Linked DNA regions of Mus musculus: regions 2 and 3 are each linked to region 1. A link is a loop called in an ENCODE intact Hi-C map of the cell type or tissue named here. Cell type or tissue: left cerebral cortex. All regions are shown on one strand. Region 1 overlaps Xcl1 (chemokine (C motif) ligand 1). Region 2 overlaps Gm51669 (a long non-coding RNA gene). Region 3 has its middle 27 kb from the start of 1700029M03Rik.

The links. Peaks named below come from ENCODE experiments on the same cell type or tissue, not always from the same donor. Only the 100,000 strongest peaks of a DNase experiment are listed, where the experiment ranks them.
Region 2: it touches region 1 in a loop (2.1-fold over the local background); 4 of 42 quality-filtered maps call a loop at or near these places.
Region 3: it touches region 1 in a loop (9-fold over the local background); 3 of 42 quality-filtered maps call a loop at or near these places.

The regions. Positions count from the first base shown.
Region 1 is chr1:164,923,774-164,931,773 of GRCm38, reverse strand. Xcl1 (chemokine (C motif) ligand 1) reads left to right here. Exons shown (of 3, transcript NM_008510.2): 3 at 1-130. Among named protein-coding and RNA genes, the nearest start is that of Xcl1, 7.7 kb to the left of the region's middle. In left cerebral cortex, no CTCF peak of the experiment used is centred here; DNase peaks (open chromatin) are centred at 478, 4,327 and 4,763; H3K27ac peaks cover 2,381 bases.
Region 2 is chr1:165,011,419-165,019,418 of GRCm38, reverse strand. All of the region lies in intron 5 of Gm51669 (a long non-coding RNA gene), which reads left to right. Among named protein-coding and RNA genes, the nearest start is that of Gm51669, 46 kb to the left of the region's middle. In left cerebral cortex, no CTCF peak of the experiment used is centred here; DNase peaks (open chromatin) are centred at 531, 1,438 and 3,488; H3K27ac peaks cover 437 bases.
Region 3 is chr1:164,984,037-164,992,036 of GRCm38, reverse strand. No RefSeq gene overlaps it. Among named protein-coding and RNA genes, the nearest start is that of 1700029M03Rik, 27 kb to the right of the region's middle. In left cerebral cortex, no CTCF peak of the experiment used is centred here; DNase peaks (open chromatin) are centred at 2,855, 3,695, 4,230 and 7,121; H3K27ac peaks cover 2,067 bases.

The sequences.
Region 1 (8,000 bases):
ACAATGTTTCCTCACTCGTTAAGCAGCTCATCTCAGTTCCCAAACCCATTGCACAAATACTTATTTTTATTTTTAACGACATTCACATTCATTTCAAATGTTATAAGTAATAAATATTTATTATTGATGATGGCCCTATATTTGATTTATTATATAAAGGGAAAGGTTTTCTTTATCATTTGTTTTATTTCTCTCTCATTGATCTCTCTGTCTCCTCTCTCTCTCCTTGTCTCTCTCTGTATGTCTGTCTCTGTCTCTGTCTCTCTCTCTCTCTGTCTCTCTCTCTCGGACCTCAGATCTCCACAATGAAAAACATTTGGATCAGTGTTTGCTAGAGTCGGAAGCTGCCTCCATCGTTCTTAAGTTCAGCTTGTAACAGTCTCCAAAAACAAGTTACAGGGTTTTGCTGTGCCAGTGACAACGCTCGATCTATTTCAGTTTCCTAGTAGAGTATTATTTATAAAAGTGTTGAGAAATCATCCAGCTGTCCCCAGTTCCCACTCTGAGGGATAACAGCTCAGAAAGAGGCTCTGCTCAGGCTTGACTTCAGGCAGAATCTCTTACCTCTTGGTAGGCTGTTCACGTAAAAGTCAATGCTTTGTGAATTAGGCAATAACCTCCGGTTACCATTGTCTAAACTCCACGTTGCTACCTATGGGCTCCTAATACTCCCAAACATTGTCACATGGAACCTCTCTCAATGATCTGGCTCCATTTTATGGTTCTAGTATCCAAGAAGCTGATGAAGAACAAGAACTGGCCTTATCCTTGTAGTTGAGTTGAAGAATTCTGGAGGAGACATTGAGCGATAAATGCTAAGAACCTTTAGACAGAGTAGACCAGAGATCCAGAGTAGAAACAACTAGAATGTTACCTCCCAGCAAAAGGTCTGGTCATCTATTCTTTTCGCTTGTCATTCATCCACTGTGATTTTCAAAGATGTGTTCAAAGAGACAAGAGCTTAACACGCAACAACACCTTCCTTAGGAGATAGAAAACTAACAAGGTCACAGAAGATGGACAGAGTGATTTCTTTGTTTTTAAAAATAGTTTATTAATTCATTTTTAATCTATGTGTGTATGTGCCTTTGTGAGGTTATGTGGGCCACATGTATACAGATGTCTAGGAAGACAAGAGAGCATCAGACCCCCTAGAAGTGAAGTTACAGTGATGCCTGATGCTGGTAAATGAACCCGGACCCCCTGGAAAACCAGCAAGTGCCTTACAACTGCCCCATCTCTTGATCCCCGATTTTCTGCTTTAATTATATATTATGCCTTCCGAATGACTCCTAGTCCCTAGAGAATCATAATAGTAACGAGATTAACAACTGAAATAAATATTGTTTGATTTCTCAGTTTTAAAGAATTTTGCTTACCAGATATTTTGGCTTTAATAAGTAATGAAGGATACTTTCTTGCTTAACTAATGATGGTTCACTTAATCACATGATAAATCTGAGTTAAAGACAAAACAACACACATAAAAAAGATTCATTAGCTTTCCTGAAGGTCTTTGATCATTGCTAGGCAGAATTCAGACGGAACAGTTGGAAATGAGGCTCTGTGTTTGAAGTTCTGCATTCTCTTCAGAAGTCAGTTCTCCCGGGACCTTACTATACAAGAGGGCATAATGACCAGATGACTTAAGTAGACACAGTATTCTTATTTATTCTTATGTTATCCCCTTCCTTACTTCATAATTAATTTATTAAATTACCACTTACTAAGGGGCTTATATGTCCCAGAGCTGAACATCTAGCAGCGAGCAGAAAAAGTCCCTCTTCATTTTGATAGAACTGGGGCCTTCTTTCCCCTACTCCTCAAGCCTTTGCATCCCCAGGCCTTTGCAGATCATAGCAGTGCAGAGGTAAAACCAGACATCTGTCTCTGGTCCCACAACTAAAGGAAGCTTGTAGTGTGATAACAAAAACATATCCAGAGCAAGAGTCTTGGGTGCACTGGAGCAAATTTGTTAAGATCTTAGCATATAGGGAAGGTCAGAATAGCTTTTATCCTGGAAATAACACAAGACCAGAGGGATGAGACAGTTGTCGGGTTCCAGTACATTCCTGGCAAGACAAACAAATAGCACGCATGAAAGACTGATGGGGAGAAAGATCTTGATGTGCTAGGGAGGTTGAGACATTTGCTATACCCAAGAAACAAAATGGAGGCTACACAGCAATCCACAGGGGCAAAGGGAAGTCAGAGAGACAGTGAACACCCAGGAAGGCCCTGTCTCCGAGACCACTTCATTTAAAGTCTATGGTGGTGGTGGTGGTGGGGATTCTACTGGTTGATTGGTGGAAAGCAGATTATCAAGAGCAAGACAAGAGCTAAGAAGACAAAAGCAGGTGACTCTGGACTTAGAGACCTTTGAACTTGACCTGGTGGGCTCAGCTGTGCTCTATGCCAAGTGCCCAAGTGAACAACTCCTCTCCAGTTTCCTCTGCTGCTGAGAACCAGGACCAGGGCACAAGAAAATCATACTTATGGGGTTTATCTTAGGGTTTGCATTATTTGCTGGCTAGGCTAAGATCAGAACTGTAGACAAAAACGGGAGCTAATTTCCTACATGAAGTAGCAATTAAGAATGAGAAAGAATACATGCCACATTAGTGCACTTTTAGAGAATCCTAACACAGCCTACTTTGATTTATTAAGTTCCAGAGTGTTTATTGAGCTCCTGCAGAGTGTGTGGGAATAGGATCTACTCAGCTGTCACAAAGGACTGTGACAGTCACCAAAGTCATTCTTAGTTGGGTATCTCAGACAACCAAACTCAAGACTTCTCTCATCTGATGGTATTTGTCCAGATTAGGTTCCCCCAAGGGCCTAATGAGTTCCTGGGCTTATCTCTATTATTGCTTACATTTCCCTGAAATATCATTCTATTTGATTTGTCTTAGGAGTTGAAGTTGGGGCTGTGTACTTGATATCCACCTAATATATAGTATAATATCTGATCATGCTAGGTTTCCAGTAAGTTTTTATGAATACAAACTTTTATGAATATAAACTCACATGCACGCGCGCGCACACACACACACACACACGTCTAATACATGCTCAATGCTTAATGGTTGAAAACCCACAAAGGAGGAAAGAGCTGAATCTTGGGATATGACTCCGATTTTATTACTGAGAAAATGACATAGGTAAGGTGTTTGATGAGTGCACCAAAATACACTCTTGGAAAGTTGATTTTTTTTTTAAAGGTTCTGTACAGAAGAGATGACATAAGAATTGTGCCTTTAAGCCAGAAAGTGAACTTGCCAGGAATAAATGATGGGGTGGGTATCTTTGCCAGAAGAACGGCAGTAAAGAAATTGAGGGAAACTGCTTCTGGGTGAGAGGGGTAGAGAGTGCAGAGAGGAAGGGTAGGTTGAGGTCAGATTTGAAAGGTCCTGAGGGATGGGGTGGGGGCGGGGGTGGGAACGGGGGGGGGCACAGGGGCAGGGGGAAAGGGGCTCAGAAGACAACATGATGCATCCAAGTTTAGAATAGTTGCTTAGAGCAGTAGTTCTCAACCTATGGGTCGCGACCCCAACGCCCCTTTCACAGGAGTCACCTAAGACCATCAGAAAACACAGATATTTACAATTTGATTCATAACAGTAGCAACATTTGCAGGCATGAAGGCTTTTTTTTCCCCCTTAATATCTTCTGGTTGCAGGGTCACTGCAAGATAAAGGGTCTCAGCATTAGGAGTTGTGAACTACTGACTTAGAAGAAGGTAGGAAATGGTTGAGAACAATGGGAACTGATAGTGCATTGGTCTGCACTGGAGTCAGGGAGAGGTTAGGGATATGTGCAAGGCAGCGATGGTCTGGCTACCTACTGAGGCCCTTTTGAGGTTTGCAGCTCGGGTGAGTGGTTAAGAAGCAGCACAGTTGATTGGTAAGATTTTGGTCTAATAATTTCTGCTATGAGTTCTGGTGAGCCCCTTGGAAACTATAATCACCAGGAAGAGGGAGACAAGAAAGGAGAGTGCTGTGGAGAAAAGCACTGTGTATTGTAGTGACAATTTTGGGATTTTGATTTCTTTAAAAACCACCGAAGTATTATGAGACTGCTTTCATTTTAATCCCAGATGTAGGGATTCGGGGCTGCCTTGGACTGTCCGGAGCTGACTGTGATTTGCCTTGTGCTCTAGCAGAGGTGTGGTTTTGCCAGCTGCAGAGAGTTTCTGTGATAGCATGACAAGTGGAATTCTGGGGACTTTTCAGAGGGTGTTTAAATGGTATGGCCCCAGGAGGTGGTGGTTCTTGGTCATTTAGGGAGGTTGGTTGCAGTTTGTTAGTAGCTGTGGTTAAAGAAGAAACAAAAGGAAAGGAATCAGATTCAGGGATTTTCCTAATTCCTCCCTCCCCTCTATCCTTGTTTCTTTCGTATCTAGTGTTAGGGAGTAAAATGTGTGTGTGTGTGGGGGGGGGAGGTAGATAAAGGATGGGAAAAAGAAGAACCCATAAAGTAGGCGAAGTCCAGCTACACTGTATCAGCTTGATATGCACGCAATCCAGACAAAGCCCAAGCTACATTTTTTTTTTAATTTCCCTATGACAGGCAATCCTTTTTTAGATGAACGGGCAAAAAAAAAAAAAAAAAAAAAAAAAAAAAAAAAAAAGAAAAAGAAAAAGAAAAAGAAAAAAAAAAAGACTGAATATCTGTGAAACTCTTGATGCTCTTTGGGGGTTGGGAGACAGGGACATACAAATGAAAAATGTATCCACTGGTGAGTCACCGGCACTATTTTAGAAGGGATTTGTCACACAGCAGTGGGAGGCAGACAGGAGCCAAGAGATGAATCTGTAATGAGAGAAAAGACAAATGAGGTGAAGGCAAAGGCTTGGGATGGGCATCTGGGACACAGGCGGGTGGGGGGATTGTAGGGAGGATGATGATGGGAAGGAGGGACCCCAGGACTTGAATCCCTCCCTTTGGTGGGAGCTAGTATACATTAGAATGGAGACTGGGAGACCTGAGGGTGAAAGGCAGGAGATGTGTCTTGATTTCCTGGCAAACCATGTTGCTCAGCATAATTACTGAGACTGAATAATCACCCTTCTCTTTGACTCTGATCTGCCCTCCATGGGCTCATTATGGAAGACTTGGTGCCAGCTGGTAGGTTTTGGGGATGTGATTGAATACATAGGGTTCTGACCTAACGAATGGATTAACTCCTTGATGAACTCATCCTATTCTGACATTGGGAAGTGTTTAAAACTAGAAAGATGCATCTTGTGGCCTGACCCTCGTTTCTGCTTCCTTCTGGATCACCACAATGTGATCGGCTCTGTCACACACTCTAATCCCATAATAACTGTCCTACCTCAGATGCCAGGTAATGGAGCCGATGAGCCATGTACTGCGACCATGAAACAAAAATGCTCTTCTTTCTTTAAGTTATTTCAAATAGTTGGTCTTCAGGATTAAAAAGAATAAAAGTAGCATATTCCTGAAGTTTGGGGCGTTGCTCAGGAAGTTTGTTTTTTTGTCAAGATGGCGAAGAGAAGTTTCACATTGTAACATGAAGAAATAAAGATCCCACGGCCAGAGTGAGGTGATAGTCTCACTAAATGTGGTGGGAAGGAAGAGTGGAGCCCTCTCTCTGAATAGATTGAATGGAGGGTGTGGGTAAAGGAGAGGTGAAAGGAGAACTGGACAAATTATATCAGACTTCTCTCGACTTCCAGGCCTATTGTGTAGCAAATGTTTTATCCTGCCCTGAATTGTAGATGTTACTGGAAGTTCTTGGTTTAGGAATCTATACTTACAACAAGGCCTTCCCGTGGTCTCTGCTCAATTCTGTTGTTACATTAGAGATACAAAAAGGACTGCTGGTATGGCCTCCAATGAGTCCTTTAGATAGTAGCTGTGTATGGACACAGATCTAAGAGCAGAAAAGGCAAAGGACACTGATAACCATATAGTAAGTGGAGTGGAGTAAGGGTGATTGTACATTTTTTAAAAGACTCTGACAGAGATGCTGCTCTCTAGTTTGGGAAGATTCATGTTGCAATGAAGGGCAACTTCATACAAGACCTATAGTGTTGGGCTTTGAGGTATATATCAGTGTACTTGTCAGGATTGCTGTTGCTACAGTGAAAAAGCATGACAAAAAGAAAGGGTTTATTTCCATGTTGTAGTATATCACTGAAGGAAGCTAGACAGGAACACAAACAGGGCAGGATCCTAGAGGCAGGAGCTGATGCAGAGGCCTTTGATGGATGCTGCTTACTGGCTTGCTCCTCATGGCTTGCTCAGCCTGTTTTCATATAGAACTCAGATCTAGCAGTCCAGGGATGACACCACCCACCATGGGCTGGGCCCTCCTCCATCAATCACTACTTAAGGCAATGCCCTACAGGCTTGCTTACAGATAGATCTTATGGAGGCATTTTCTTAATTGAGAGTCCTTCATCTCATATGACTTTAGCTTGTGTCAAGTTAACATAAAACCAGCCAGCACAATTACTAAATGGACAGAAAGGAGAAAGTGTTTGTTTATACATTGGTGCCATTAACTTGACATCTGGAGCCAATAAATTCCCTGATGTTGTTACTTAACTTATGGGATCAGAAAGTTGATTATTAGTATAATGTCACAATTATCTGAATTATTTTTGTGGTTCTTCTTACTATTCTTCTTTGATAGCCGGGCGTGGTGGCGCAAGCCTTTAATCCCAGCACTTGGGAGGCAGAGGCAGTCAAATTTCTGAGTTCGAGGCCAGCCTGATCTACAGAGTGAGTTCCAGGACAGCCAGGACTATACAGAGAAACCCTGTCTTGAAAAAACAAAACAAAACAAAAACAAAAAAACAAAAGCAAAAACAAAAAAGACAAAAAACCTATTCTTCTTTGACTGATATTTCCCTAAGTTACTAGCATTTTATAATGCTCACACTTTATGTCATGTGTGTTTGGAAGAAGCTGTGTTGAGTCTCAAGGAATCAGAATTAATCAAAAATTGATGGTTAGCAGCAGATGTTTCTCATAGCTGCAATTCAGAGCAGCAATCCTTTCATATTTGCCAGTAAAGCTGTGCTTATTTGTATACTGTATGCTTGCATTTGTATCAAAAATGAATATATTGTTCTGTTTTGAAACTGAAATGGCCCCCAAAGCTCGCTTTGGGTTGCTAAAGGGAGTGATAAGATCCTGGTCTCTCATGGAGCTGTGCTCAGAGATGAAACCTTTCAGAGGGAGAATCGTCCTGAGAGCTCTGATCACATTAGTAGCTTAGTTCACAATAAATAATCAAACTGGAAGGTGATTGAAACATGGTAGGTAGGAGCTAGATGGAAGGAGTAAGTAATTGCATTTGAAGGGTGTATTTGATCCCGGTCTTTTCTTCTGCCTTTCTTGGCTTCTTGTTGCTGTGAGATAGACAGCTTTGTTCCACCGAGCACTCCTTACCTTGACATTTTGCCATATCGCAACCCAGAAAAGGAGGCCCAGTAGCCATGGGCCCAGTAGCCTCTGAAGCTATGGGGCAAACGAAACTCTCTTCTTTATGTTGATTTTCTCAGATTCTGTGTCATAGTGACGGGAAACTGACCAGTAGAACTACAAAGGCCCAGGTTTTCTGTGATAGATTGGCATCGGCTGACACAGGAGGCGGTGGATGTCAAAGTCTCGAGCAATCTGCATGCTGTGGCTGATCAGAAACCAGTTGCACAGGGCTACTTAGGTCATACAGTTTATCTATTTCTGACACATGTATGCTTTCTAACATGCATACGGTATTTTTCCAAAGAGTCAAAAAAGATTGTTGCTTAACTCACTTTGCTCAAGACTGGAATTCATCAAGGTTTAGGGTAGTTAGAAATGTAGAGAGCTCATTTTGAGTCGTATTTACTTTGAAAAAAATAATACCATGACATTAGCATGCTATTAATCATAGTCTCCTGTGTGTTCAGATAAACCATTGAATTATGGGTAAAGATGAAGGATTAAACAGCCTTTTTCTTTTTACTCGATGAAGTGTTTCTCCA
Region 2 (8,000 bases), 88 kb before region 1:
GGATGGATTTTTTTTTTTTACTTGATGAAATAATGAAAAATAAAGTTCCCCAAACAGTAAAAGCTGTGGGAAAAGACGGTCTCCACGTAAGTTATGTTGGTGATTCTGCCCACTGTTTGTTATCTTTTTATAGGAACGGAGTGAGAGCTTGTAGCATGTAGTTTCTACTACCCTGCTTTAAGCTCCAGGCAGACTGTGCTACCAGCCACTGCCCTGGTTCCGAGGGACCTGCAGATGAAAGACACACAGAGCTCATTTTGAACCTGCCTTATGGCTTAGCGGCTGGGCTCTTCTAAGGCTCCCGCAGCCAGCGTGCTTTTACCTTCACTCATTGCTCAACACTGTAAATCTGCCCTTAGCTTGGTTGCGTTTCTAATCTCCCGCCTGGGGAAGCAGCCAATGACTACTCCACCGGACATCTCATGTGGCCGATGACTCTCTCTCCCTCTGAAACAAGGTGAATTCCCTTTCCAATCTTGCATCTCCTAGCCTGCCTGCGGGAACCTCGAAGTTCCGCCTCCTCTGCCCAGCCATTGGTTGCTGGTATCTCTATTGATCGATCGAGAACCAATTGAAGAACAGGACCTTCAGCATTCACACAGGAATTCCCAATCAAAGCATCAGAACCGCCCCCTACAGAGCTAAGGCCTCACGTCTCCTGGGTGAAATGTCTGTATTCTGAGGCAGTTATCATCAGAATAAGAAGAAAGAGGCCCACAAGTGTGTGCGCCTCTGCGGAGACTCTTGTTCCCTCTTCCCCAAATACACCGTTTCTATAATATACGATATTATATATAATACTATACTTCTAGATAATACTAAATACTATAGTATTGTATAATTCAATAATACTAAGTATAAATTGCTTGATAATAGTATATACTCTAATACTAAAGCCACCACGTCCTACTTTGATCCAGTTGATATGAGTTAGCACAGAGTTCTAGGATCCCTGGGTCACCCCTCAGCCTTAGACTCAATCCCTATAAGGATCTTTCTAGAGATCATCAACCCACCCTGAAGGCATAACTCTCCATTTTTATATACCTGCACAATACCACTCCCAATGAATACTTGTTCCATGCAGACTGGGACTTTCTGCTTTGCTCACCTCTGTATCCTCAAGACCGTATAATGACAAATACGGTTGATAAATACCTGTTCAAAGCTTAAACCCTGTTCACTGGGAAGAGCAAGGTTTGATTGGGGTGGGTCTTTGTATGAAAACCAGCATGTATGATGTCCCACAGCTGCTATAAACAAGAAGGCGAAGGATGCCCCTCTGAGCCTCTCGTGACGTCAGGCCTTCTGGAGTTATTTCAGCAATTGTTAAATGACACGGTCCACATGATAAACGGCAGGGCTTTCAGTAATGCTTAGCCATATTTGCCATTTGGCTTCCAGGTTTTCATCAGAGAGTACTTGCCGGACTATAATAGGGTTACCATGGTAACTGTGCAGCCTGATTTCTGAAAGCCTGGGGACATTGTTCCCCTCCTCACTCAGAGGAGGGCTCCATGGAATGGATTTTGCATTATCTCTTTCAAAGCCAGTACTAATAAGTACAGGGAGGTCAAAATGACTCCAAGAGTGGCCATGTAAGATCACATGGCTGCTACCCCCTCACCCTACCTCTGAGGCTACTTCAGAGTTCAGACAGCAAATGGACCCTTTAAAAAGTCTCTTAAAGGTAGTGGCTCCCACCTTTAATCTTATCACCCAAGAGGCAGAAGCAGGCAGATCTCTGAGTCTGAGGCCAGCCTGGTTTACCGAGTTAGTTCCAGGACAGTCAGGGCTACACAGAGAAACCATGTCTCAAAAAAACCAAAACGGCGGGGAGGGGGAGAGTTGATGGGGGAGAAGGAAGTCTCTTTCCCCACAAACCCTAGAGTCTATGAACACCTTGGGGGCAGTGCTGAGCCCTACCCATGCCTGCAGGTCTACAACCAAGGCCCTTTCACCAGTCTCCAACCCCAGAAGGTATGGTTGGTCAACACTGGGTGGGGAACTTGACTGAGCCTGGCCTTGGAGGTGGTTTTTATTAGGGAGTGTCAGATTGGACAGCTGCATTGCTGTATGCAGCCTCTGCCAGGTAGCGGGTTCCTTCTGCCTGCCCCTTGCTTTGTTCCACCCATGTTTACGTGTTTCATCTGAAGCACTGCACTTGAGAAGTGTGAAGTCAGAACAGCTGGGTGGATCTCTACAGAATATCTTTTTATTGAGAACCTGCAGGGACCTGCTTAATGTTAATGACTATTCTCTCTCTCTCTCTCTCATGTTTATAATTTATAGAAAAAGGCTCTATTAGAGTTACAGGGAAATAGACTCTCTTCCTTCTCTAACCTAAACAGGCCTTCTAATCTAATTATTTTCTACTTATGAATTGACCAATCTGCATGAGCAATGATGCCCAGGGGCCTCAGAGTTGGTTCTTAGGTTGTCTAACTGAACGATAACTCTCCCGTCTACTGCTGGCCATTTAAAAACAGCCTCCTCGTTTGGGAACACGTGCATTCCTCCTTTATGACCTGGATCCCTTTCACTGTTCACTGATGCTCCTACAAAGGATTGGTCAAAGAAGGTTGTCAGTTGGGCAGTGCGAAATCATGTGCTGGAAAAAGGATAGATTGGGCCCCCCACCTCCGGTTGAGGGACAGAGCCACCCACCCATCTCCAAAATTGTATCCCAGAATTGCTCCTGTCTAAAGGAAATACAGGGACAAAAAGTGGAGCAGATACTGAAGGAAAGCCCTTCCAGAGGCTGCCCCACCTGGGGATCCATCCCACCTGCACACACCAAACCCAAACACGATTGCAGATGGCAAGAAGTGCTTGCAGACAAGAGCCTCTCTCCTGAGAGGCTTTCCCAGAGCCTGACCAATACAGATGTGGATGCTTGCAGCCAACCATCAGACTGAGCACAGGGACCCTCCCCTCTCCCCAAATGGAGGAGTTAGGGGAAGAACTGAAGGAGCTGAAGGGGTTTGCAACCTCACAGGAAGAACACGATCAACCAACCAGACTGCTCAGAGCTCTCAGGGACTAAACCACCAACCAAAGAATGCATGGAGTGACCCATGGCTCCAGTCTCATATGTAGCAGAGGATGGCCTTATCTAGCATCAATGGGAGGAGAGGCCCTTGGTTCTGTGAAGGCTCGATGCCCCAGTGTAGGGGAATGCCAGGGCGGTAAGGTGGGAGTAGGTAGAGGAGCACCCTCATAGGAGCAGGGGGAGGGGAGGATGGGCTAGGGTGTTTGCAGGGGGGAACCAGAAAAGGGGATAACATTTGAAATGTAAATAAATAAAATATCCAATAAAAAAAGGAGAGGCTGGAATGAGTGGCTAGAATCATTTTTTGAGCTTATTTATTTTATGTATAGCACTCATTAAGTTAGCAGGAGAGTTCTGTTCTATGGGCTGAGAGGACCTTGTGCAAGCATCTGTTAGCATCAGGTTCTACTGAGTGGGCTAGAAATGCTGCTACTGTCACTGCAGGAGTGATGAGGCATCTCCTCTGGTTTGGATATAAAATAGCACTCGCAGTCTCATGAGTTTTGATCACTTGGCTCTCTGCAGATTATGCTACCTGGGAGAGGGAAGATCCCTCGGAAGTAGGGCTTGGCTGGAGGAAGTTGCCTAGGGGTGATATTTGGAGGTTAGGACCTGGCTCAGCCCTAGTCTTTCTCTCCTCAGCCACTGAGTTGTGGTCAAGCTGCTATATGCTGTAGAGCTACCATTCTTCCCTACCACGGTGGACTCAAATCATGAGCCAACATAAATCTTCTTTTTTTCTGTGTTGCTTCTTGTTAGAAATTCATTTACATTAATAAGAAAAAGGATAAATAAAGCGCCTTTATTTTTTAAAATTATAGCCTCCAAATCAGGCACAAGCATCCTTTATGGAAGAAAATCTACTGTGGTATAGAAGTTTAAAAAAAAAAAGGAACTTCTGGTTCTATGAATATTTAATAAATTCAGCTCTAAAACATTTACTCTATGTATGGATAACTATTTAAATATAAAATATATAAGTGAGCACATGATTAGAACTTTTACTTCTGGAGTGAATTATCAAAAAAAAAAAAAAAAAGTTCAGGGATAGTGACATAAACTACGAGTACCAGGATTTTTTCCTGGCTATTGGAAGTGTCTGAACTACATAGTCTTCAAAATAAGAAAGGCATGCACATTAGGTAACTATTATAGGAACAGAAATTTAAAGTCACAATTGAGGGTTTCTTACCCCAGAAATATTACCTTGAAGTACATGTCAAGATAAAGTGTCAAGACAGACATTGCGAAATGTCATAAAAGGGGTAAATAAAATTGCATGGAATTATGATTTAAAGATGTAGGATGACAGGAGAGTTTCAGATGCTGTAATAAAGTAGTCCACGGGGGAAGCTTTGGGATCGTGAGTAGATGGCAGAGGTTGGCACAGTGGCCCATGAAGGGGAGGCTTGGCAATCATGTGTAGACAGGTAATAGAACTTGGCAACGTGGCCCTGGAAGGAGATGCTTAGGGTCTCATGTAGATGGTGGAGTTCCCTTTTAGGGAGCATTTCATCACTGGTCCTGCAGCGTTTTCTTGTGTGAGCGATGGTATGACGTTGGCCAAGTCAGCCCCACGAGCACTCCTTTGTTTGCCCTGCCTTCTTGACAGCTTGTGCTCTTCTTTTCCCAGTAGTTGGAAATCAGATTTGTGTTTACTTGGAGTATCTTCTGGGACCTACTTAGGTTGTACCTAGGAGACGATGCCAAATAGATCATGAACATTGATAGCAGACAGAGTGGAATGGAAACACAAAAAGGAGCCAGACACAAAGGCTGCTTCTCCTCTTATCTCTACTGCAATCAGTGAAGCCCACAGCTTCTCTCTGGCTGGAAAGTGAAATATTGCAACCCCACAATGGAAGGATCTCCCCTTGATCTGGTCTGCTTCCTTCCTACAGCCACAATTAGGCTTCAGTCTGTGGTACTTTGGCTCTAGGTTGCTCTCTTCTGCTTTTCTCTTTTCTCTCTTTCTCTCTTTCTCTCTTTCTCTCTTTCTTTCTCTCTTTCTTTCTTTCTTTCTTTCTTTCTTTCTTTCTTTCTTTCTTTCTTTCTTTCTTCCTTCCTTCCTTCCTTCCTTCCTTCCTTCCTTCCTTCCTTCCTTCCTTCCTTTCTCTCTCTCTCTCTCTCTCTCTCTCTCTCTCTCTCTCTCTCTCTCTCCTTCCTTCCTTCCTTCCTTCCTTCCTTCCTTCCTTCCTTCCTCTCTCCTTTCCTTCCTTTTGTGTGTGTGGAGGGGGCACAGTCTCTCACCACCATGCATGGCTATCTCTTCTGCAATCTGAGGCATCCTTAAGCAGGGAAGATAGAGTGGGAAACTCCTGTATAGGGTGCTGACATGGCAGCTAAGGACATGTAGAAGGACAGCTCCAGAGGAGGAGGACAGTGTAGGGAAGACCACTGGACTCAAAGATAGCATCAAGATCAAGGCCAGTTGTTTATGGACGTCCATGAACTCCTGTTGACACCTTCATACAGAGTGACACTGTAAGAGTATGTTAGCTAGCACTAGGATCTAGGGAATTATGTCTAATTTGTGTGTGTGTGTGTGTGTGCTCCACTAATTTGATAGATATTCATCTTATTTTTGACATTGTTTTTCTCTTCTTACTGGAGAGACCTTGATATACGCAGGAAGCAGTTCTTTTTGTAAATCCTGTCTCTGGTCCACCAGCCCAAGTTGGCTCTCTGCTTACGGGAAGTCTGTAAGACACAGGGTACTTATCAGCAACTTCCTGTCCTTGCTGGCTCACAAGGAAGTCACTGTGTAGAATGAGGGACCACAGTGCTGCATAATGATTGGATTTTCTCTTCCCTCCCCTCTCATGTGTTTGAAGCAAGCAAAGATTCACTTAAGATGCTTCTGTGTGGCAAGGGCTGGCTATATCTCAAGTGTGGGTCTTCCTCCTTTCCAGGAAGGACCCTCAATCCCATAACTTGAGTTATTCCTTTGTCTTATCTTTGGGACAAAGACATTCTCTCTTGACTCTTCCCCTGTGGCACTGGCCACACTGTACTATGATGTCCTTTTTGGCTGAAGATTGGTTGTCTTGAGTAGGGAGACCTTGTATCCTGTCATGTTGTTAGATGTTCCACTGACAGCAATTTAGGTGAATGAAGAATTACTGATATGTGCAGTCCAGTGCTCATCTACCCTCTGTTCCAGGGAAGCTTTACTGTTTGATATCCACTTCCCCAGGTCAGCACAATGGGAGGGCTGACATAGACTATAGCTAGCTTTCCCCAGAATGACAATGAGAAATTGTGCTCGTTGTCAGAACAAATATATAATCTAGTCCTGACGAACCTGTGTCTTTGTCTTTGCGACCCAAAGAAGCCCTATCTCAAGAGTAGGGATGCAGGGTTTTTGAGGGAAAGTGGGTTGAAAACAATAGGAAGGTGAATGATTCTCCATCTGTCCACAGTGAGGGTCAAATTTCAGACTACAGGACACAGGGTTCGGTAGAAGGTGAACACTGTATGCCCAGGCTCTGGTGGGCATTGTCAACTGGACATCTCTGAAGTGTCTGGCTAATTAGTTGGGAAGAGATGATCCCTATTCCAATTGAGTCTGGGTATATATATATATATATATATATATATATATATATATATATATATTATTTTTTTTGAAAGTACAAAGGGAGGCAAAACTGAGTGGGCAGAGGACCAGGTTGACAGGAATCTGAAGGATGGAAATTGCTTTCCACTGTGGTTTCTGAGCAGCGGACGGTCAGCTGGCAGAAAGCCCAGGACATGTCAGCTGCCTCAGAGTGGTGCACTTGCTGTAGACCCTGTGATAGTTCTCACCTGTCCTCCCTCCTGCGAGCATCCTGTTATTTATGGCACAAGCCTCTTGCCCTGCCCTGCCCTGCCCTGCCTTCTGTTTCTTGGTCAGCACCTTGGGGCTGCCTCTCCTGTGCCCTGGAGTACTTTATTCTTCTTGGATCTGCATCAGGGAGGCTGTGGGAACAGCTCATGTTGGGTTTCTTGCTCACTTACAGTTGCAGACAACCTCATTTTGAGAGTTCTTGAAATAGTTCCATTCGTTTGAATTAAATTTGATTTCTCTTTCTTTCTTTCTTTCTTTCTTTCTTTCTTTCTTTCTTTCTTTCTTTCTTTCTTTCTTTCTTTCTTTCTTTCTTCTTCTTCTTCTTCTTCTTCTTCTTCTTTTTTCTTTTTTTGGCAAAGCTAAAGAAGTAAAGTCAAAGGATAGCTTTGGCTTTCCAATTGAGAAGAGTCAGAGTAGAGCTGGAATCATATTTAGGCCTCCTACCACTTACTCTAAAGCCAATGTCTCATGCTCCCCTTAGCCCACCCCATCTCCAGACTGCCATGACTACACTGCTGCCACAGCCTTCAGGACTCAGCTGGTTTCCTTGGCTCTTTGGGCCATGCCTCATCCTCAGAATTCTTGCTTTTCCATATACTTAAAACAACAACAACAAAACAGAGCTCAGAGCAGGCAATGGTCCCTCACTGCCTCACCTCCCTATTCTCTCAGAGGAAAGTGATGACATCTCTCCTGTCTGTTCCTCAGGAGAGATTGGGACAAAAAAAATGAGTCAGGACCATAAGAACTGGTCTTCAGTTGCTAACATTTGTTTAGGATACTGGGAACCCTGGTGTTGCCTGAGCTGGGATGGAGATGAAACCCTCCCCACACCTCTCTCCAGTGTCTCTTATTAAGTACCATCAGAAGGGCAACACTGAGGCAGGACAGTTGTAACAATAACTGACACCTGTTAGGAACCTGCTATCACAACTTACACTCAGTTCTTCCATACTACTCCGCTGAGTCTTTCATTTAAAGCCAAAAGGTAAGCAGTTTTGAAGTCTCATAGTTATGGATGCAGAGACTGAACCCCACGGAGATTAAACCACATGCCCTACACCCTCCAGTTGATTCGATGGTTCAGAGTTAACATCTTGCCCCATAACAACAGTCTTA
Region 3 (8,000 bases), 60 kb before region 1:
GGTTTGATACCACCCATGGTGGGCTGTGCATATATATGTGCTATAACTATTAGCAATTGAGAAAACACCTCATAAACACCCCTACAGGTCAGTTTGATTGAGACAATTATTCAACAAAATTATTCTTTCCAGATGACTCTAAATTGCATCAAGTTGACAATAAAAACCATCCAGGACATTTTGGGTGATGAGGCTCCAACTGTGGTTCTCATGCTTGCATGGCCAGTACATCACTGACTGATCATCTCTCCAGCCCCAAACCTTCCTATTCCCTTCTTTCTCAGTTTTCAGATTTTTTTTTTTAAATCTTCTTTTAGCCAGGCGTGGTGGCACACACCTTTAATCTCAGCACTTGGGAGGTGCTTCTCTGCCATTCAGTATTCCTCAGGTGAGAATTCTTTGTTTAGCTCTGAGCCCCATTTTTAATGGGGTTATTTGATTTTCTGGAGTCCACCTTCTTGAGTTCTTTATATATATTGCATATTAGTCCCCTATCTGATTTAGGATAGGTAAAGATCCTTTCCCAATTTGTTGGTGGCCTTTTTGGCTTATTGATGGTGTCTTTTGCCTTATAGAAACTTTGCAATTTTATGAGGTCTCATTTGTCGATTCTTGATCTTACAGCACAAGCCATTGTTGTTCTATTCAGGAATTTTTCCCCTGTGCCCATATCTTCGAGGCTTTTCCCCACTTTCTCCTCTATAAGTTTCACTGTCTCTGGTTTTATTGGAGTTCCTTGATCCACTTAGATTTGACCTTAGTACAAGGAGATAGGAATGGATCAATTCACATTCTTCTACATGATAACAGCCAGTTGTGCCAGCACCATTTGTTGAAAATGCTGTCTTTTTTCCACTGGATGGTTTTAGCTCCCTTGTCAAAGATCCAGTGACCATAGGTGTGTGGGTTTATTTCTGGGTCTTCAATTCTATTCCATTGGTCTACTTGTCTGTCGCTATACCAGTACCATGTAGTTTTTATCACAATTGCTCTGTAGTTCAGGCATGGTGATTCCACCAGAGGTTCTAACATTGTTCTTATATAACACTTTCTATATGTCAGGCACAACTATGTGGGTCTCTTGAGCAACACACACGATCCTAACTATTTTATTGTACATGACATTTAAAGAATTGAAGGTAAGGATTTGTTTAAAAAGCTTCTCAGAGTCTCCTAGCCAACAAGACCAGGCCTCAAATCCTAGCAGCCAGATCCCTGTCTCTGTGTTCTTTATCAACTCACTAAGCTGTCTCATTAAATGGAATGAACATCAACTTTAAAAGTTGGGTTAAACTTCTGGCTTTGTTCCTTAGGGTTCTTGTGATCTCAGTGGAGTAGGAGTGGCCTGGGCCTCCATTTACTGTCTTTTAAGCAGGGTGAGCAAATCCCTCCTGAACATGGTTCCAGAAGGACAGAATGAGTATGCATTGTAGCATGCTCGATTCTCATTCTCCCTTTCACATAGAGCAGGATAAGAGAGGTCATCCCAAGGCTTGCTACAGTCCCCGTGAGCCCCATTGTTGACTTTGGGTGTGCCATCTGGTTATTATCACCCAGACAGTAACTCCACCAGAAATCACTTTCTCAAATGTACCCAGCAGAGAACTGGCCCCAGCTCCTTACCACAGCACCACTGCTATGTCTAAGTCACTTCAGAGGAAGAGCTGGCATTTTCCACCCACTTGCTCCCAGACCAATTTGGTGTACTGCTGAAGCCAGCATAGTGAGCACACCTTTAATCCTAGCACCCTGAAGGCAGAGGCAGGTGGATCTCTGAGGCCTTCCTGGTCTACAGGATGAGTTGCAGGACGCTCAGGGCTACACAGAAATACCCTGATCACAAACGAACAACAGAACACACAAACAACAAAAGACAGAGTGCCCCAGTGCCTGGAAAGCCCAATCTGTTAAGTCTTACTGCATTTTTACTAGCTATTTTCCTTTCTGTTTGTCATGTACATGACACCTTCAGCAGCAGAGAGATTTGGCTGGGGGTGGTAGCAGGCCAGGGAGGGGGTGTAGTGGCCTGGGTCTTTTCAGCTGGAAAGCCCAGCACAGACCAAGGTGAGGCACAGTCATCTCTCCCCAGCTCATGGCTCAGGGTACTGCTCAGCACAGTGATGGCTCTCAGAGCCTACGCTCAAGTTTTACTTCTCTGGGTTTTACAACTTCTTAAAGAAATGCTACAGATATATATATACACACACACATACATATACATATATTTAAAACTCTAAAGGCCAAGTTCAAGTCCCAGGGTGTCTCTGTGGAGTTTCCCCGTTCCTCTTTAACATAAACAACTCATTTGACTCCACTGTGTGCTGCTTGATTTTCAGTTCTTCACCTGACTGTTAGGGCTGTCAGTCACAAGCTCTTTTTCCAGTCTTTGCTGAAGACAAGATCTTTCACTGTTACATGGCTGATTAATGTTACTCTATGACTATAAAGGGGAATGTATGTGTCTGCCTGTCATTGTGCTTTCTTGTAATTAGTGTTGTTCCAGAACTTTCTGTTTATTTCAGAGACACTTCACTAGGCACTTCCGGTGATGTTCAATGCATTGGATTTGAGTTTCCTTGATGGTCTTTTTCTCCCATTTCATCAAACATGAAGACGATCTTGCAGAAGGAACAAAATGGGGAGCAGATAGATTTTCATTTGTTGCTAAAAAATGCACTGCAGTGACCCTGGGCCAATGGCTCACTATCTACAGTCTTAGTTTTCTGTCAGTAAATGAGACAATGATATGCAGACTTCAGCTCACATAACACTTTTGTATGAGCTGGAAACTCAATACTTTTGGCCTGTGCGACTGTAGCTTGGCAAACTGAATGTGGGTTTGATTTGACTCTCTTGTTGGCTCCCTCAGCTGGCACATCCTGCAAGATCATTCCAGGCAGCCCTTAAAGGACCTTCCTCACAGGGCTGGCATGAGGCTCTATGGGGCTGGTTATGGGAAGAACCATGCCACTTAGACTGCACACCCATTTTTCCTCTTGCTCTATCACTCTATCTGCTTCTGCTTATCCCAAGTTCTTCAGCCTACACTGGAGAACATCACAGACAACACAGAATCATTACCAAAGCACTCCCTGGGTCCCCTTTTGTATCCCTCCTTCTAGAGCCTTTCTTCCCCTGTTCTCGAAAGAAGTTGATCTCAGCAGTAGAAACATCATCTTTTAATTAGAGACTAACAGATCTCGGATCATAGAGAGTTGATGTATATTAACACATGCATTTTAACACACAGGTATGTGTTAATATACAAACATGTTAATACACACGGGAGATTATTGGAAAATATAGACTAATTTCCTGGCCACAGGGGGTCTTGCTTTTTCTGAGACATAAGGCAGAACCAGAGATCCTCAGAAGGGCTGTTATATTACTGGATACAAAAGGGGCTCCTAGTACCATTAGACACACACAGCATTTTTATAATCCTACCCATAACAGACAAAAATAAACCAACATGCTTTAAACCAAGGAATACACATATACCATTTCCTTTGTATGTTTAATCCTGAGGCCTACACAGGCCTGATTTGTGGTTTGTGTTCCTCCCTCCCCTTTCCTAAGAGAACATTTAGGATTGTTCACACGTCCTAAAGCCCTCATTTGCATAATTTAGCAGAACAGAGCGTGGGAGGAGAGCAAATGCTAATTTCATTCTAGAGACTTGATGTGCCCTGGATCCCAAGCAGGTGCCACAGAGAAGCACATGGTGACCGAGGTTTCAACATGCTAGGATTTCCCAGCCTCAGCAGAATCTTGGCTTGGTGGCTTTAGAGGATAGCTAGTGGAGGAGACTGTAGAATCTTCTCCTATGGTGACAGATATAGGTTAGAGAACTGGAATTTTAGATGTTGAGTAGCCCAGAGGACAAAGTAAATTGAGATCAGAGCTCAGTCTTACTCATTGTGGTTAAATTTGGATTATATTCTTGTTAGTCTTTTGTCAGCATAATAATGACTAAGTGCTGGGTCAGGAAGGTAGGTGGCCTATATCTGTATTTTTTTTTACCATAGACCTCTTGCTGTAAGAACAAGGGCCAATTATATTTTGACATCAGAGATTCCTTTTCAGTAAAGTGTGGGTAGCTATGGTACCCACTTCATCAGATTAAGAGAAGGACCGGATGAAATGATGGTGTTCTAGAGCATGCTGAAGAAATATTCATAGGTGTTAGCCGGCTAGTGCTTCAGAACTGATGGGGACAGGCAAAGGGATTCTCTTCTGACCTGAGGAAACCGTTTCATTTGAAACGCAGTATTTTGTTAAATGTGTTGTTTGGCATTGTGGAGAGTCCTTGGCATGGCAGTATTGCTGGGGTGTAAGTTTGTGGATCTAATTCAAGTCTTTAGTCTTGAATCCAGAGACCTGGCAAGTAGCACTGATTCTGTCTTTACTAGACTAAAACTCTGGGCACTTCATCTAATAAGAAGTCTTTACCTCAGTTCCCTAATCTGTAAAGCAAAAGGATTGGTGAGATTAGCTTAGATTCTTTCCAGCCATAAAGCTGCAGGGTTGTTTGTTTTTTGTTTTGTTTTGTTTTGTTTTTTAATGTTTGTTTCCACTCAGTGTTTTTGGCTCAAGAAAAAGGTCAACTTGAGTTCAGAGGAAGGTTTTTGTGTCTTGGTCAGAGCTGGAAGTCCTGGTTGTGGTGCTTCTCGACTTGGATCATATTTGTTTCAGTAAATTGAAATGGAGTAAATTGAGGCAGCGAAGTTAAAGGTTCTATTAGCTTAAGCTTGTACATCTTTGCCTAAGGCTTGCCAGGCAGTCAGACGAGTGTTGCGACTCATTCTGTACCAAAGCTGGAAGCCTGGGTGCATGTCCTTACTGTTACCTTGCCTCTCTTGTTTCCTAGCTCCCTGCGAGTTCTAAGCATTAGAGAGCCAATTCCAGTCATTTAATCTGACTTGAAACTTCATTATTTGGAACATTGCATTAGTGATACTTAATCTCCATTCTGAAGGCCCTGGTGTTTAGTCTGAGGAAATAAAACTAGTCTGTGTGAAAAGTAATCCATACATAAGAATTTCCTATAAAACAGAAATGATGTACTGAGTATGTGAGTAGGGTGAACTAGACATAGCCTGTGAGGCCCGTGAGTCATTTATGATTAGAAACTTCTCCACTCCAGTCAACTAGTCCCCAGAGAAGCCATGACCATATTTAGATTTGTGAAGAGGTGAGTGGTGTTTGATCTTGTTTTGCAGTGTAAGGTTACTCCAGAGGAAGACATTGCACGCAGCACTAATATGTGTCTTTCTAAGCCCTTCCCCTGGGCAATGCCAAATGATCTATTCCAAGTTCCCACTAAGAGCCAATTAGGCTAAAACTGGCAGCCCAGAAACCACGAAGTTGATTGTGAGGTGTATTAGGGATCATTCATTCCTCTTGGATTCCAGATTGAATTAGTTTTCTTTCTTCTTGCTGTGATAAAGGATTGGACCAAAATACCTTAAGAAATGAGGAGTGTATTTTGGCTCACAGTCAAGAGGGACAGAGTCCATCGTGACAGGGAAAGCATGGCAGCAATGGAGGGAGGTGATTGGTGACACTGAGTCCTCAGTCAGGAAGCTGAGAGGGATGGATGAGGGTGCCCCACTTGTATCTTCTTATTTCTTCAACTGAAATTCCAGCCAATGGGATGCTGCTGCCGACACTCATTGTAGGTCTTCCTTCTTCAGCTAAATCTCTCTGAAAATGCCTTTATAGATGTGGAGAGCCGTGCCGTGAGCAATCGCCATTATAAGATGGCGCTGGCTTCCACTGCGCCTAACTAGTAAACAAGTCTTATGCGCAAGTGCAAGAGTAAATCCACACCCAGTCACTGCCCATATCGGGGCGTAGTAATGGGGTGATGGGTGAGCAACTAATCAGGTGCTGTGCTGTCACGCCACATCAGGTGCTGAAACGTCACGCTGCGGGCTATCTAAGCAGCACCATTTTCCAGGTTTGGGGTCTTCCTTATGTTGAAGCAATAAAAGCTTTGCCGTAGAAGGATCCGGTTGTCCGAGTGAATTCTTGCCGGCGAGATACTAGCTCAGGCAAGAAGTGGCGCTGAGAAACCCGGGAATTTATCATCACTAGGCGCTGATAGGAGACCCCCGTTTCACGGGGCGGGTTCAGAACTACGGGACACTTTACAGCTCTGCAAGGTACGTACAGTCTTGAAATTTCTCCAGAGTTAGACGCCCTTTTCATTGTTTTCACGGCGATTAGATTATTCCTTTCCTTTCGGTTTCATTTTGCTTCCACTGGTGGTATTGCTGACTGGTTCTCAGTCGCGGTCAGGCCTGGACAGCAACCAGTATTGTTGACTGGTTCTCAGTCGCGGTCAGGCCTGGACAGTGACCAGTATTGCTGACTGGTTCTCAGTCGCGGTCACGCCTGGACAGTGACCAGTATGGGGATCTCCCACTCTGTGGTGACCGCCTTACGGTCGGTCCTGAAGCAGCGTGGCTTGAAAGTCGCCACCAAGACACTAGAAGGCTTTGTAAAAGAGGTAGATTGCATAGCACCGTGGTTTGCATGCTCAGGGTCCTTAACTATCCCCTCTTGGGAGAAACTCAAGGGAGATTTAGTTAGGGAACTGGAGAATGGCAAACTTAAAGCAGGAACCATGTCGTTGTGGAAGCTGATAAGATCGTGCTTAAAGGACAAGGAATGTCAACAAGTGGTTAAGGCAGGGCAGAGAATTCTGGATGAAATTCAAGACAGTCTATCAGAGGTAGAGCGGGGAGAGAGATTAGGAACAAAATGGACACATGGTGCACCAATTAAGCATACAGGCCTTTCCACGGACCTTGAGCCCAAGGAAAAGATAATGTCAGGAAAGAATACCCAGGGTGAGTTTGGAAGGAAGGAGAAGGAAAAAGAGAAGAAGAAAGATCAATCAGTGGAGGTCCCTAGGAGAAGGAACCTATACCCGCCACTAGATGAGTTTAAGGACCTAGCTCTTAGTAGCTCAGAATCAGATGAGGGACTTAGCCCCTCTGAGGAAACGGACTTGGAGGAGGAAGCAGCTCGTTATGAGGGAGAAAGGTACCAGCCAGATAAAATGCGAGCTAATCAGTCCAGAAAAAGGCAAAAAGCGGCTGTCGAAAGCCAGCTTGCTGCTCAGCCTCCGGACTGTCGGCTTCAGGGTCCTAGTGCACCTCTGTCTTATGTGGAGAGGTATCATTCAGACTCATTCATTCCAAAAGAGGAACAGAGGAAAATGCAAAAGGCATTTCCAGTTTTTGAAGGAGCCGAGGGAGGGTGAGTTCACACTCCGGTGGAGTATATACAGATTAAGGAGCTTGCTGAGTCTGTCCGTAACTATGGAGTCAGTGCCAATTTCACTATAGGACAAGTCGAAAGGCTTGCGGCTTTGGCAATGACTCCTGGAGATTGGACAACAGTGGTGAAAGCTGTGGTTCCAAATATGGGGATGTATCTTGAGTGGAAAGCATTATGGCAGGATTTCTGCCAGACGCAGGCAAGGGCTAATACCACCATGGAAGGGGACCAAAGAACGCGGACTTTTGAATTACTTACAGGTCAGGGACAGCACGCTGCTAACCAGACATATTATCATTGGGGAGCGTACGCTCAGATCTCAGGTGCCACTGTTAAGGCATGGAAAGCACTCTCTAGGAAGGGGGATGCGAATGGACATTTGACAAGAATTACCCAGGGCGCACAGGAGTCATTCTCAGATTTTGTGGCCAGAATCACGGAGGCAGCAGGGAGGATATTTGGAGACCCAGAGGCAGCTATGCCTTTAATTGAACAGTTGGTTTATGAACAAGCTACACAGGAATGTAGATCAGCAATCACACCTAGAAAGAGTAAGGGGTTACAGGACTGGTTAAAGGTTTGCCGGGCCGCTTACTAATGCTGGATTGTCAGCCGCCATTCTGCAGGGGCAGAGGCGCTCAGACTCAGTGGAGCTCAAACTTTGCTTTAATTGTGGCAAACCAGGGCATTTAAAAAAGGACTGCAGAGCC